Regions from separate parts of the Homo sapiens genome. Here regions 1, 3 and 4 are each linked to region 2. The links are chromatin contacts, found by Hi-C or POLR2A ChIA-PET in ENCODE. All regions are on one chromosome and are shown on one strand. The core of a region is the stretch at or near the end of the contact, and the rest is flanking DNA. Distances in the headings are between cores, read along the strand shown. Region 1 holds the start of INCENP (inner centromere protein). Region 2 holds the start of PRPF19 (pre-mRNA processing factor 19). Region 3 holds the start of FTH1 (ferritin heavy chain 1). Region 4 holds the start of MRPL16 (mitochondrial ribosomal protein L16).

The links. Hi-C counts contacts between places; a loop is a spot of excess contacts on that map. ChIA-PET counts read pairs that join two places held with the same protein, here RNA polymerase II (POLR2A). Pooled maps may share reads with other maps.
Region 1: a loop to region 2 is called in a map of CD8-positive, alpha-beta T cell, with 5 times the contacts of the local background. The contact joins the promoter of INCENP here to the promoter of PRPF19 in region 2. A Hi-C loop is called at or near these places in 3 of 168 maps with a recorded cell type or tissue (CD4-positive, alpha-beta T cell, CD8-positive, alpha-beta T cell and naive thymus-derived CD4-positive, alpha-beta T cell), 2 of 37 single-sample maps with no recorded cell type and 10 of 50 pooled maps.
Region 3: a map of CD8-positive, alpha-beta T cell shows a loop between it and region 2 (18-fold over the local background). The contact joins the promoter of FTH1 here to the promoter of PRPF19 in region 2. A Hi-C loop is called at or near these places in 4 of 168 maps with a recorded cell type or tissue (B cell, CD4-positive, alpha-beta T cell, CD8-positive, alpha-beta T cell and 1 more), 2 of 37 single-sample maps with no recorded cell type and 13 of 50 pooled maps. POLR2A ChIA-PET finds 5 or more read pairs at or near these places in 2 of 52 experiments (MCF 10A and activated CD8-positive, alpha-beta memory T cell).
Region 4: a loop to region 2 is called in a map with no recorded cell type, with 8 times the contacts of the local background. The contact joins the promoter of MRPL16 here to the promoter of PRPF19 in region 2. A Hi-C loop is called at or near these places in 1 of 37 single-sample maps with no recorded cell type and 9 of 50 pooled maps. POLR2A ChIA-PET finds 5 or more read pairs at or near these places in 1 of 52 experiments (naive thymus-derived CD4-positive, alpha-beta T cell).

What each region holds. Positions count from the first base shown.
Region 1 is chr11:62,122,490-62,125,683 of GRCh38, forward strand. INCENP (inner centromere protein) reads left to right here and starts at 1,522. Exons shown (of 19, transcript NM_001040694.2): 1 at 1,522-1,674. LOC124902681 (a long non-coding RNA gene) reads right to left here and starts at 1,222. Exons shown (of 2, transcript XR_007062697.1): 1 at 1,168-1,222. RefSeq lists enhancers at 1,133-1,222, 1,753-1,822, 1,812-2,393.
Region 2 is chr11:60,904,859-60,907,848 of GRCh38, forward strand. It overlaps PRPF19 (pre-mRNA processing factor 19), which reads right to left and starts at 1,727. Exons shown (of 16, transcript NM_014502.5): 1 at 1,506-1,727. The coding sequence starts at 1,524. PRPF19-DT (PRPF19 divergent transcript) reads left to right here and starts at 1,921. Exons shown (of 2, transcript NR_186697.1): 1 at 1,921-1,985. RefSeq lists a silencer at 1,320-1,419 and enhancers at 1,359-1,946, 2,060-2,179.
Region 3 is chr11:61,966,009-61,968,925 of GRCh38, forward strand. It overlaps FTH1 (ferritin heavy chain 1), which reads right to left and starts at 1,626. Exons shown (of 4, transcript NM_002032.3): 1 at 1,304-1,626. The coding sequence starts at 1,417. LOC399900 (a long non-coding RNA gene) reads left to right here and starts at 1,286. Exons shown (of 1, transcript NR_187560.1): 1 at 1,286-2,871. RefSeq lists silencers at 1,153-1,352, 1,623-1,972 and enhancers at 2,493-2,562, 2,683-2,732.
Region 4 is chr11:59,808,759-59,812,067 of GRCh38, forward strand. MRPL16 (mitochondrial ribosomal protein L16) reads right to left here and starts at 2,020. Exons shown (of 4, transcript NM_017840.4): 1 at 1,846-2,020; 2 at 1,097-1,162. The coding sequence starts at 1,900. RefSeq lists an enhancer at 2,014-2,233.

The sequences.
Region 1 (3,194 bases), core at 272-2,771, 1.2 Mb after region 2:
CGTTGCCATTCACAAGGCGTTTTGTTTTTACTTCTCAAAAGCGGCAGAGATTTTTTTTTTGAGACGGAGTTTTTTGCTTTTTGTGGCCCAGGCTGGAGTGCAATGGCGCGATCTCGGCCCACTGCAACCTCTGCCTCCCGGGTTCAAGCGATTCTCCTGTCTCAGCCTCCCGAGTCGCTGGGATTACAGGTGCAAGCCACCACGCCCGGCTAATTTTTTTTTGTATTTTAGTAGAGACAGGGTTCCACTGTGTTGCCCAGGCTGGTCTCGAACTCCTGAGCTCAGGCAATCCACCCGCCTCGGCCTCCCAAAGTGCTAGGATTGCAGGCGTGAGCCACCGCGCCCGGCCAGAGATTCTTTTTTTTTTTTTTTTTTTTTTTTGAGACGGAGTCTCGCTCTGTCGCCCAGGCTGGAGTGCAGTGGCGGGATCTCGCCGGCCAGAGATTCTTTATAGGACATATTAGTCCTTGTCTTTCCCCCCCCGCCTCCATATTGGAAAGATGAACTAATTGAAATATGACTTAGTAAAAACATTGTGCCAACTTGAAACCTTGATTTAGTAAAACATCTCAATGTTTAGATCCTTTGTCCAATGGTAGTATTTATCAGATGTATTCAGCTTGCTCAGAAAACCAAAAGGGCATTACAACCACAAAAGCAAAGAAAAATAAGAAAACGTCCCATGTTTGGATCTTGTTCTACTTGTAAAGATTAAATTGAAATGATTAGGCTTTTCGATTCATGAGCCAAATACCGTAACACCCTGGCCTTTGATGGGTTTGGATTTTTAACATTACTCCTGAGATTTCAGGAAGTGGGGTTACAGTTACACTCCTTATAGCTGCTAAGTGTATTAAGTTGAATGTAAGGATGCATAATATTGTTTGAATTGAGCCCCACTACCAATTCTTTAAAAAATGGCATGAATTCCTATACGTAAATGATTTGGTGGAACTATTCCATCATAATTTCTAAATTGTTTATATACCAAGGTAGCCTTAATTTGTATATGTTTCAGTACAATGAAATTTTACTCCCTCTGGGATGCTGTTTGGTTTGTATTTTGAGGAATGTTTTTCTCATGGGAAGAGGAACCTATGACTTCTGTACCTAGATAATTTGTTACATTAAAAAGCTGGTCTTTCAGCAATGTAAGTATATACATACATGTTTTTATGAGGAAAAAAAAGCAGCAGAGATCAGAAGACTGCCACCGTGCTTGGAGAAGAAAGAAAGCCGCGCGTGGCCTTCGCAGTGCTCGCCGGGACTCGTAGTTCCAGGTCTGCGGGCTCCTCCCAGGCGGGGATCTACTTCCTCTCTCGGCCGCGGCCGCAGCACCCGGAAGCTGAGGGGGCTTAAAGTCTTTCGCTTCCTTTCCCCGCCTCTTAGTCCCGCAGATTGCTAGTGGATATGGCCAATAGGAGGGCTGACTGGTACTTCCTGTTATTTGATTGGCTTAAAATTTTGCAACCGCCCGGACAAACTTGCCGAGGATTGGCTGAGCCTTCAGTTTTGAAAATCATAGTTTTCGCCCGCGCTGCGCCGCCTGGTTGCTCCTCCCGTGCGGTGAGTCCCGAAGGCCCGGAGCCAAGTGGGTCTGGGCAAGCGGGGCCTTACCTAGGGATACCACCGGACTTGGATCGGAGCAGCCTTCAGGGGACGTGGCGCAGTCGAGTGAGTGCGCGTGGGCGTGGGGATTGGGGGGTGGTTCGCGATTTTTTCCCCGGTCCTCTGCTCCGTCCCTGTCGACTCCGGACCAGGGTCGTGACTCCCCACCCCAGCCCCTGGCTACCTGGGCATATGAGGGTCACCTCTTCCAAGTGGCGAGGTCGCCTGCCTTGGTTCTCGGGCCCGAGATGCCTCCCACCCTTTCCACCTAGGCCCTCAGCTTCCTAGAGCATAGCCCCGTTCCCTCCGCTCCCGGCTGCTTGGCACCTTGTGCCTGTGAGGATTAGTGTTGACTTGGACGCGCAGGAAGCCCGAAACCAACCCGGTTGTTTGGCGGAATGATGCCAGATGGCATTTCTGTGCAGTTAAACCCCTCTCTCAACGCCCCCGCCCCCAGCTGAGCAGCATTTTAAACTGACCATTTCCGGAGGCTGGGCCGCCCCTTGTCACTCCCCAAGCCTGTTCGCTGTCAGCGGTTCAGTCTCATTCAGCTAACATGGGTTGCTCGCGGGGTTGCCCAGAGCCAAGACTGGGCACCTGCCTTTCAGAAGTTGATATCTAGAAGGCGGTATAGCCAGTGGTTAAGGGCACGGTTTAAAGGCGGTATAGCCCGTGGTTAAGGGCACGGTTCTATTTATGCCCCTGATTTACCGGCTGATTTTGACTTCTCTTTGCCTCAATTTCCTCATCTGCCCATGCGTATCCTCAAGGTTGTGGTGAGAATTAAATGAGATGATGTCTGACTCGGGCATGGAGTATGACTCAGTAAATGGGAGCAGCTGCTATGCGCTTTCTGCACAGAGGTGTGGTAGGCGCCCAACTTACAGCACCCTGAAAAGGACAGGAGTCATAGAGGAGGACGATGGGGCCTTCAGTCTGGTGTATGGTGTGGAAGAAGTGTTGGAGAGGAGGAAGACTGGAGAGTGTCTTCCTCGGTGAGGTGTTGAGTGCTCTTTATCTGTGTGCAGGTGCTTACATGGGTTGAAGAAGAGATTTTTGCTGCTCTTCCAGGAGCCTGATTCTTGGTACACTGATTCCTTCTTTTTCAGGGTCACCTCTGTTTTAACTTACGGTAACCCTTTTTAAATCGTTGCGCTAAGGTCTGCTAGAAGCAAACCTCCCCGTGAAAGAAGTCCAATTGCTTTCATGGACTTTGTGAAAGAAGCTCTCATCCACGTTGCCCATTTGAACAAATACTTTTTAAAAAGTTAGCCAGTTGTTGCTTTTCTCTGCAAACCTTTGGCTTCCTTAAACAGTTTTCTCTTTTCTGGCCTGAGGTCCTGCGCTTTGCCAGGGCTGTGGTCTGGGTGCAGAAGGGTTAGGGGAAGGTGAGGGATGACAGTGAAAAGGGCTTGCCCATGATTGGCTGGCTGCAGAGCCGAGGTTTCAGCCCAAAGCCTGTACGATCCTGCCCATTTGGCCCTGCCCTGATTATTGCTGCCCTTGGCATCTGGGAACAGGGGTTTTGAACATGTGTTGGTCAGTTCTAACCTGTGCAGATTAAGTTTATTTGGTGCCCTTTGTGT
Region 2 (2,990 bases), core at 477-2,976:
TCTCATTTCCCCAGGTAAATGGGGGGTAGGACTGAAAATCCCAACCTTCTAATACCCTTTAGTCTTCCTAGGTGACCAGTCCCCATCCTGAAGCTATTGAGTCTACCAGCTACCAGTCAACTGATTAGCGTACAGACACTTATCACCTGGAAGATTCCAAGGAGCAAAGTGGCAATCGCTACAATAAAAATATTTAAAAATATTTACATGGCACATTTGCATGGCACATTTCTATGTGCCAAGCACAATTCTAGGCATACAGTACAGTAATTCATCTTCACAACAACCCGCAATAGAGGTATCATTTACACTCTTGCCTGCGTAGACTGTGCACCCCTTGAGGATAAGGATTACAGCTGGTCTCTCACTTCCAGTACAATGCAGATGCCCCCAGGGCACTCGGTAAACATCTAACAAATGAGTGAACCATGCCAGGAAGGATGGTGCTGGGGAACGTAAAAGAGAGCTTCCCGAAGATTGGAAGGAAACAATAAATGTGAAGGTACTTTGCGAGCTGTAATTTCTTCAAAGTGAGGGATTCCTTTTCCATCATTTCCCTTCCTTCTTCCCCCTCTTTGGATCAATGTACAGGTTCTGAGAAGAGAAGGAAGTGAATAGCAAAAGGGAGGGGAAACGAGTAATCTGATGAAACAACGAAAAGGGAAAGGAAAATGTCTGTACGTCATGATAAAATATCAAAGGGAAAGATAGTGGAAGGTATGAAAAAAGCATGGATTCAGGGTCCAAGATCCGTGTCACCTAACTACGTCACCCAGCTCTGCCACTGACTAGCTACGCATCCTTAGATAAGCCCCGCTCTTCCTGCGCCTTGCATCCTCATCTGCAAAACCAGGATCTTTATTTCTCCTTTAGGGAATTCTTGTGAGGATAAAATGAGATCATAGACTTGGAAGCGCGTTGTAAACCAATAAGGGCTTATAAATGTGCGCTGTTTTTATTAGTCATACAGTGTAAGGCTGGGAGCCAGATACCTGGCTGCCAGCCTTGCCTCTACCTCTAACTCATCATGTGACCTTTGCAAATTGCAAAAGCTCCGACTATCCGAGCGAGGCCTCGCAAAACATCCACTGCAATGCTCTCGATTTTGCAGATGGGGAAACCGAGGCCCAGAGCCTTGAGCCAATTCATAAAGCCAATGGGAGGCGGACCCTGGACAAGACCTCGAGTTTTCTGACTCCTACATTAAGGCTGCTTCCCTTGCACCAGCTCTCTCTGTCCAGACCTGTTTCCACTCTGTAGAATGAGGCGACCGGCCTCAGTAATGTCTGCGACAATAAACCTCAGGCACTATGTAAACTGCGGGGCACTGCGCAAATGCACCCCGCTCCGACGGGGGGGGCTCCGGTGCTGACAGGCCGCCGCTCGGCCTCCGGAGCGCCCCATTCCCGCCTCCACCCCGGCCCGGGCGCCGCAGCGGACCGCACACGCTCCCGCGCCGCTCTCTGGCCTCCTGAGACCCGCGCTTGGCCGCAGCCAACACTCACTGGAGCAGATTAGGGACATGGCGCCGTCACCGTGCTCCGAGGCGCCACACGCCGGGCTCCGGGACTAGCTTCTGAGCCTCCGCGAGCCACTTCCGGTCCCCCGCTGCTGCCGGGACTGCTCCGCGGCGAGCTGGGAGCCGCCAGCCGAGCGATGCTAGCGTAGCGCTTCACGTGGGAATGGGGACAGCCGCGCGCCACAGCCTTCAGCACCTAACGGAAATTGCCCTTTCCCAGAATGCAGCCGGGCAGGAAAGGGCCCGCCACGAACACTCGGTTATTTCCGGATTGACTCGGCTCGTTCCGTAAAGCGCCGGAGGATTGGCTGGGGCGTCGGGAGAGAGGAGGCTCGAAACTACATTTCCCATGACGCAGTGAGAATTTAAAACCAAAACAATTGGACAGCACTTGTTTTGACAACTGTGCGGCACTGTGCCACGGGACCCTGGTCTTTGAAACCTTGGCGTGCGCGAGAATTTCCCAGTGAGTTTGTTAAAATGCAGATTCCTCGGGTCTGCGTAGACAGACTGTGCCCCACGCTTTTCTAAGTCAGTTGTTTCTCGGGCTACCCTTTAAGAGACACTGCTGGATGGCCTGGTGAAGAAAATACAGAAACAGATGGGTACAAGAACTAAGAAAACGGCTAAGAAAGTGTTTTGGTCCTGACTACTACCATTTCGCTCTGTGATTTGGGGCAATTCACATTGCCCTTTCTTCTTTGTCAAAAGACAAAATCACAACAAACTTAGTTCAAAGATTTTTTTTTTCTTAAGAGACGGACTCTGGCAATGTTGCCCAGGCTGGAAGGCAGTGGCTATTCACAGGTGCGGTCATAGCAATCATGGCTATCACAGGTGCATCCTGGAACTCCTGGCCTCAAGTGATCCTTCTGCCTCAGCCTCCGGAGTAGCTGGGACTTAAGGTGCGATTCTATAGAATTGGGCAGTGCCTCATACTATAAAATATAATGGTTGTTCCAATGAGCTGAACAGGAGAACTTGGTTTTATAGACAGAAAAGGACTGAGGAAAACAGGAACAGAGAACAAAAAGCGGATTGGTCATTTGGTAATTTCAAAATTACTTTTCTTGTAAAGGTTAAAGTGGAGGGGACTTATCATGCCACCTAAAACTTGCCTGTTTGGGAATTTAGCTCCCCCCTACACACACACACACACACACACACACACACACACACATACACACTCAGAAGGTCGTAAAGATCTTCGTTTCAGCTTATTGGCGTGGAGCTTCAGCAGGACTAACTCTTTTTAGCTTGGTCTGTTAGGCCTAGCAGAAGAGCTCAGTCCAAACCAATGGCCTCCTATAAATTTCTTTATTTTGTATTTTGGATTTTGTATTTTCTATTTCTCTTCCAGCTCAGATAGTGTATGATTCTTTGTGGATATCTGTAAGATAAGATACTCTCAGGAATCATGCAAAAGACGTGGTGTGGACTGTAAGGTATCAAGACAAAAGGGCAGGATGAA
Region 3 (2,917 bases), core at 376-2,875, 1.1 Mb after region 2:
CTCAGCCTGTAATCCCAGCACTTTGGGAGGCCGAGGCAGGCGGATCACGAGGTCAGCAGATCGAGACCATCCTGGTCAACATGGTGAAACCCCGTCTCTACTAAAAATAAAAAAAAATAGCTGGGCGTGGTGGCGTGCGCCTGTAATTCCAGCTACTCAGGAGCCTGAGGTAAGAGAATCACTTGAACCCAGGAGGCGGAGGCTGCAGTGAGCCGAGATCGCGCCACTGCACTCCAGCCTGGGCGACAGAGCGAGACTCTGTCTCTCACACACACACACAAATTAAAAACCCCCATGCAAGGTGGCAAATGTGGACAGTATGTTGATGTAAACATACTTTTATAATAGTTATATCACAAAAATTTGATTTTCAGTTTTAGACATTTGATGTAGTCAAGTGTTTGTGAAAGGCAGTGACAGTCACAGAAATACAGGCCTGTTTTCAAATCCATTTGGAACACATTTATTCTTGGGATAGTTTGGACAATCACAAGGCAATTCTAAGGAAGACTCCCACGACACTGCCTAAGACCAAGATTTGGGAAAACTGATTCCACTGATCACTGAAAAATTTCTTGCCCAGTAACTGTCGGTGGACTTTATCCAAGAACTGGGGGTTCAATTAGTAGGCCAAACTCCACACCTCTTACAGTAAGATACATAAAAGATAAATTAGGTCCCCTAGGCGCAAGGTCAGGTGACACTTCGGTGACTGCAGAAGGGGCGATTCCTAGAGATATGCTTCAAAGCAAGTGGGACTTAGAGATAAGCAGAGCCGAGAGGTGGATACGGCTGCTCGAGAGGGATCTACCCACAAGATAAGCCACCTCCCGCCAGCCCCCAAGGTTTGCTATTCGACACCGTTACCCAGCAGCTCCGCCACACACAGGCGGACGGGAGCTGGATACCTAAGCAAAAAACGCTGGCATTTAGGGCCAAATGCCGGAGGCAGAGGAAAAGATGGGAAAGCAAAACTCCACCTTCCTAACCGCAGGATTGATCACACAGGCTGGCAGTCTTGCAACCCCAGGATTTCAGGACACCAAGGTCTCCTTAAAAAAGAAGGGTGTGCAGAGGCGGCCCTGGCCTAGGAGGGAGCATTCTCAGGGTACAGCCGAGAAGAACCAGCTGCCCCGACTTTCTGCGCCAGAGAAGTCCTCGGAAACCTCGAGCAGCCTCCATTTTCCAGAAGGGCGCAGGGAGGCGGGAGAGCCCGCGGGTGGCCACACCCCCGGCCCGCCCCAGCGCGCGCCCCGGGAACCGCGCCCGGCCCCCGCCACCGCTTAGGCCCGCCCGCGCTCACCATGGACAGGTAAACGTAGGAGGCGTAGAGCTCCAGGTTGATCTGGCGGTTGATGGCGGCCTCTGAGTCCTGGTGGTAGTTCTGGCGCACCTGCGAGGTGGACGCGGTCGTCATGGCGGCGACTAAGGAGAGGCGGCGGCGGCGGCGGTGGCTGCGCGGCGCTGGAGCGGCGGCGGGGGCCTTGGGGCAGTCCGAGGGTGCGGTGAAGAGGTGACGGAGGGCTGGCTATGGGCGGCCGGCCGGGGTGGGGAACGAGCGCCGGGTTCCGTCCAAGCACTGTTGAAGCAGGAAACCCCGACGACTCTCGGCGAAGAACGTCTGGCCCTGCGGGTCGCTTGTGGTCTCTTATAGCCGCGTCGGCGTCAGGCCCGCCCCGGCCAATCAGCGCCGCCCGCCCCGAGCCCGCTCCTTCCGGTGGGCGCGGGACCCCGCCCCTGCTGTGGGGGAGGGGCGGCCGCTGGAGGCCCTCGCGCGCTCTGGCGGAGCTCGGGAGCGGGGACCGGTAGCCGACTGCCTCTGGGACAGCGGTGGCGTCTCTGTGCCCGTTTAGTGGAGTTGGAGGGAAGCTGCGAGGAGGCGCAGGAAGTCCACCTCAGAACCCCCCCCCCGGTCTAGGGGCGCCCGGGCGTTGGAACCGGCGGGGGAAGGGTGCGGGGGCGCATGGGGTGATCCTGATTCGGCTCCCATTTTCCCGAACGGGCACCCTGAGGCTCCTGGCCCGGGGCATGGTGTTAGAAATCATAGCTGCGGAGAAGCCCTTGTGACACCTTGCTGCAGATTGGGAAGCTGCAGATGATTGGGAAGGTGGAAGGTGGAGACGCGGTCCTTAGGTGGTCGAGCGCATTTTCTCTTCCTCAGAGTCCAGGAAGGAGCGCGATGGAGAAGTGGGGCGCACGGCGGGTTTCGGGTCCGCCCCTGCCCTTCCGACTCCTCCGACCACGTCTGCCTTTGGCTGAAAGCAAATATGGCTCCGTGTGCGGTTTCTGCAACAAAGGCTGGGCGGGCCGGGTTTCCCTAGGGATGGGGACCGCCTCCCCGGGGAGTCGTGGGGGTGAGCCACCGGGGCCTCCGAGAGAATCGCTGGTGTCGCTTCGCACCCAAGGGACACATCTCGGGTTAGAAAGGAGAAACGACGTGGATCTAAAGGCGAAGCCCATGCTGAGGACTTTTCAAAATGGCCTCTTATCGGCCCCACTCACAGGAGCTTCAGGCTTCGGTGGCCCTGTAGGACAACCCTGGGGTGTCATTGGAGAGAAGCTGACGGGGTTAATGGCGGGTGACAGGTGAAAGAGACCCCGGAGGGGTGGGGCCGGTGTGTGTGGCTAAGCTGAGTCCCAGGCACAGGGTGGATGTGAATTTATGGGTGGCAGAGCTAGAGCTAGGCCCTGCCCTTACCTAGGTCCTGGCTTCGAGGTCCACTGTTCTGTCGCGTCTTTTGACGCATCGGTGGAAGAACTGAATTTCAGGATGCTCACAAACCTGCAGCTGGAAGCTAGACTTCCAAACCTTAGTTTAAAAAAGCAACTCTACTGAAATACTAAAATAAATTGCCGACGGAATTAGGGTGATTTCTTGTTCACGGTTTCATTTAAAAATGCACCTATGTTATTTACA
Region 4 (3,309 bases), core at 770-3,269, 1.1 Mb before region 2:
CTTTCTCTCATATATGCAGGGACTTTTCATGCTGAGACCTGCACAGGTCAGTGTGCCAGGTTTTGGTGGGTGGGCAAAACTTCAGGCCAGACATGTGACATCTTCTTTATCATCCTTACTTGACGATTTGGGGAAAAAAGTTAACATACAAATCATTTTTAAAAATTTCTTAAATGAACCAAGTATGGCTTTATAATGGAGACAAATACAAAATAGAAGAGTTTGAGGAAATACCAAATTATTACTATCAGAGTTTCAGAAGCTGCCCCTCAACTTCTATATGTAGCTACAGAGAATCTTAGTAATGCTTTCTTTCACCTACAAGTCAAAATGTACTTTCAAAACGTGGTTTAACAATTCTGTACAGAAGACCCTCAGATGTACAGACCCTATTCATTTTTTTTGAGGGTTCCAGTATATTTCTTTTTTAAAAAGTAAACTAGTTTTACGATATTGTGGCTTAAATTTAACAAATTAAAGCTTTTTCACATATCGTTAGATGACTGCATATATGTAAACTTATTTGGAAAGAACATCAAAAGTTCAGGTTTTTTTTTTCTTTTGAGACAGAGTCTCACTCTGTTGCCCAGGCTGGAGTGCAGTGGCCTCCTGAGTAGCTGGGATTACAGGTGTAAACTACCACGCCCAGCTAATTTTTTGTATTTTTAGTAGAGATGGGGTTTCACCAGGTTGGCAGGCTGGTCTCCAACTCCTGGCCTCAAGTGATCCACCCGCCTCCGCCTCCTAAAGTGCTGTGATTACAGGCGTGAGCCACCATGCCCGCTCAAAAATCCAGATTTCAGGCCAATGACTACTGGCTGAGTGGACCATGGGACACACACCAGTGGGAGGTTTTAGGGGAGCTATCTCATTAGACGCTGCTCCGTAAGAGCAAGGAACTTTTTTGGTTTCCTTTGTCTTTGATTTATTTCTAGTGCTCAGAATATTAGTTGGCAAAACTGTAAGCTCTAAAAACATATTTATTGAAAGAGTGAACGGGGATGGGAAACACGAGAACATTCCTATGTCATCTCCCACCCGCTCCTGGTTTCCATCAGAGAAAAGATTTACGAACAGGAGAAAGACAAGCTCTCACCTTCAAAACTTGGTACTGGGAGCAGTGTCTTTACGCCAGCACTGGCGGGGAGGAGTGCCCAGGAATCTACAAAGACAAATCAAGTTAAACGACGAAGGTAACAGGCCGGGACCCCGATACAACCTGGGCCAAAGGTACTACTTCTTATTTTTATTTATTTTATTTTTTTGAGACGGAGTCTTACTCTGTCGCCCAGGATCCAGTGCAGTGGCGCGATCTCGGCTCACTGCAACCTCCGCCTCCCGGGTTCAAGAGATTCTCCTGCCTCAGCCTCCGGACTAGCTGGGATTACAGTCGCCCACCACCACGCCCAGCTAATTTTTTTTGTATTTTCAGTAGAGACAGGGTTTCACCATGTTGGCCAGGCTGGTTTCAAACTACTGACCTCAAGTGATTCGCCCGCCTCGGCCTCCCAAAGTGCTGCTATTAAAGGCGTGAGCCACCGCGCCCGCCCAAAAGTACTTCCGCCGGAGGAGTCTTGAGGTGTGGGATGCGGATTCCACTAAATGGACTCAAAGGCTCAGGCTCCGCAAAAGGCCAGCCGGGATCTCTGGGCGCCGACTCCCAGACGCAGCTGTGACCCTCTTGCACGAACCCCTACGGTGGAGGTCGGCGGTGCGATAGCGTAGTTCCTAACCAGTGCTTCACCAAGCATATGCAGAGCCGCCTTTTGGGTTAGGGAGAAAAAGCACTGGAGGGTGGGGGAGGAAGAGGGGTAAAGTCTTTAGGAACCAAAAGGGACTTCTGACCTGACAAGGGCACCCGCAGGAGCGGCGCACTAGCGCGAGCCAGCAGCCTCCACATGGTCACGGGCGTCCGGCGGCGCGGAGCTCCCCCAGCGACTCCGGCTGTCTCCTGCACCCAGGTAAGCAGCGGCGCTCCACTACCTAGCTGTAATCGGCTCAGGACACCGCTCAGTGGGGCCGGAAGTTGTGTTCACTCGGGTCCACTCCGCAGAGTCCCGACGGAAGCGAAAGAAACTCGAGCGACGGGGGTTGAGTTCCGGGGGAGGTTGAGTTCCTGCGGTCAAAGGCGCCGTCCGCCCAGCCACGCCCAGGGGCCCTGTTGGCTCTCTAGGGTTCTCCTTCCAATCTCCAGTCTTTCCCCAGAAGAAGAGGGCGGCGGGGCGGGGAGTCTTTTGTTTTATTTATTTATTTTTCTGCGGAGTACAACTGTTAGTGCCTGCCGGTTGCTTAGCAAGGTGGTCCCTTACGATTCACAGCCTTTGAGATGATTTTCTAGGGGACCCCTCAAAGACATTAGGAGAATACCAGATTTAGCAATGGTTTAACATGTATAGGGCAATTGCAATGTGTCATTGAGTACCTCATTCGTTAGTCCTGCCAACGAATCTGTGAGATAAGTCATTATACTTATTTTGCAGATTCCATCCTGAGGGTGAAATAATTTAACTTGTTCTGGGTCATACAACAGGAAAACAGTACCATCAGAATTTGAGCACAGTCTGTGATTCCAGAGATCTCAGTGAATGAACAATATTGTTGATGAAAAGAGTGAAATTCTGTAAGATATTGGAAGAGATTTATTCTGAGCCAAATATGAGCAACCATGGCCTGTGACACAGCCCTCAGGGGGTCCTGAGAACATGTGCCCAAGGTGGTAGAAGTGCAGCTTGGCTTTATACATATTAGAGGGGCATGAGACATCAATCAAATGCATTTAAGAAATACATTGGTTTGGTTCAGAAAGGCGGGACAAGTCAAGGTGGGCTTCTAGGCTATAGGTAAATGTAAACATTTTCTGGTTGACAATTGGTTGAGTTTGTCCAAAGACCTGGGATGGATAGAAAGGAATGTTCAGGTTAAACATAAATGATTGTAGAGACCAAGTTTTATTATGCAGAGGAAGCTCTTAGATAGCAGACTTTAGAGAAAGACTGTTGTAAATTGTTTTTTTATCTGACTTAAAGGGTGCCTGGAGGCCGGGCGCAGTGGTTCACGCCTGTAATCCCAGCACTTTGGGAGGCCAAAGCGGGCAGATTACCTGAGGTCAGGAGTTCAAGACCAGCCTGACCAACATGGTGAAACCCCGTCTCCACTAAAAATACAAAAAATTAGCTGGACGTGGTGGCGGGTGCCTGTAATCCCAGCTACTCGGGAAGCTGAGGCAGGAGAATCACTTGAACCTAGGAGGCGGAGGTTGCAGTGAGCCGAGATCACGCCACTGCACTCCAGACTCCAGACTGGGCAAGA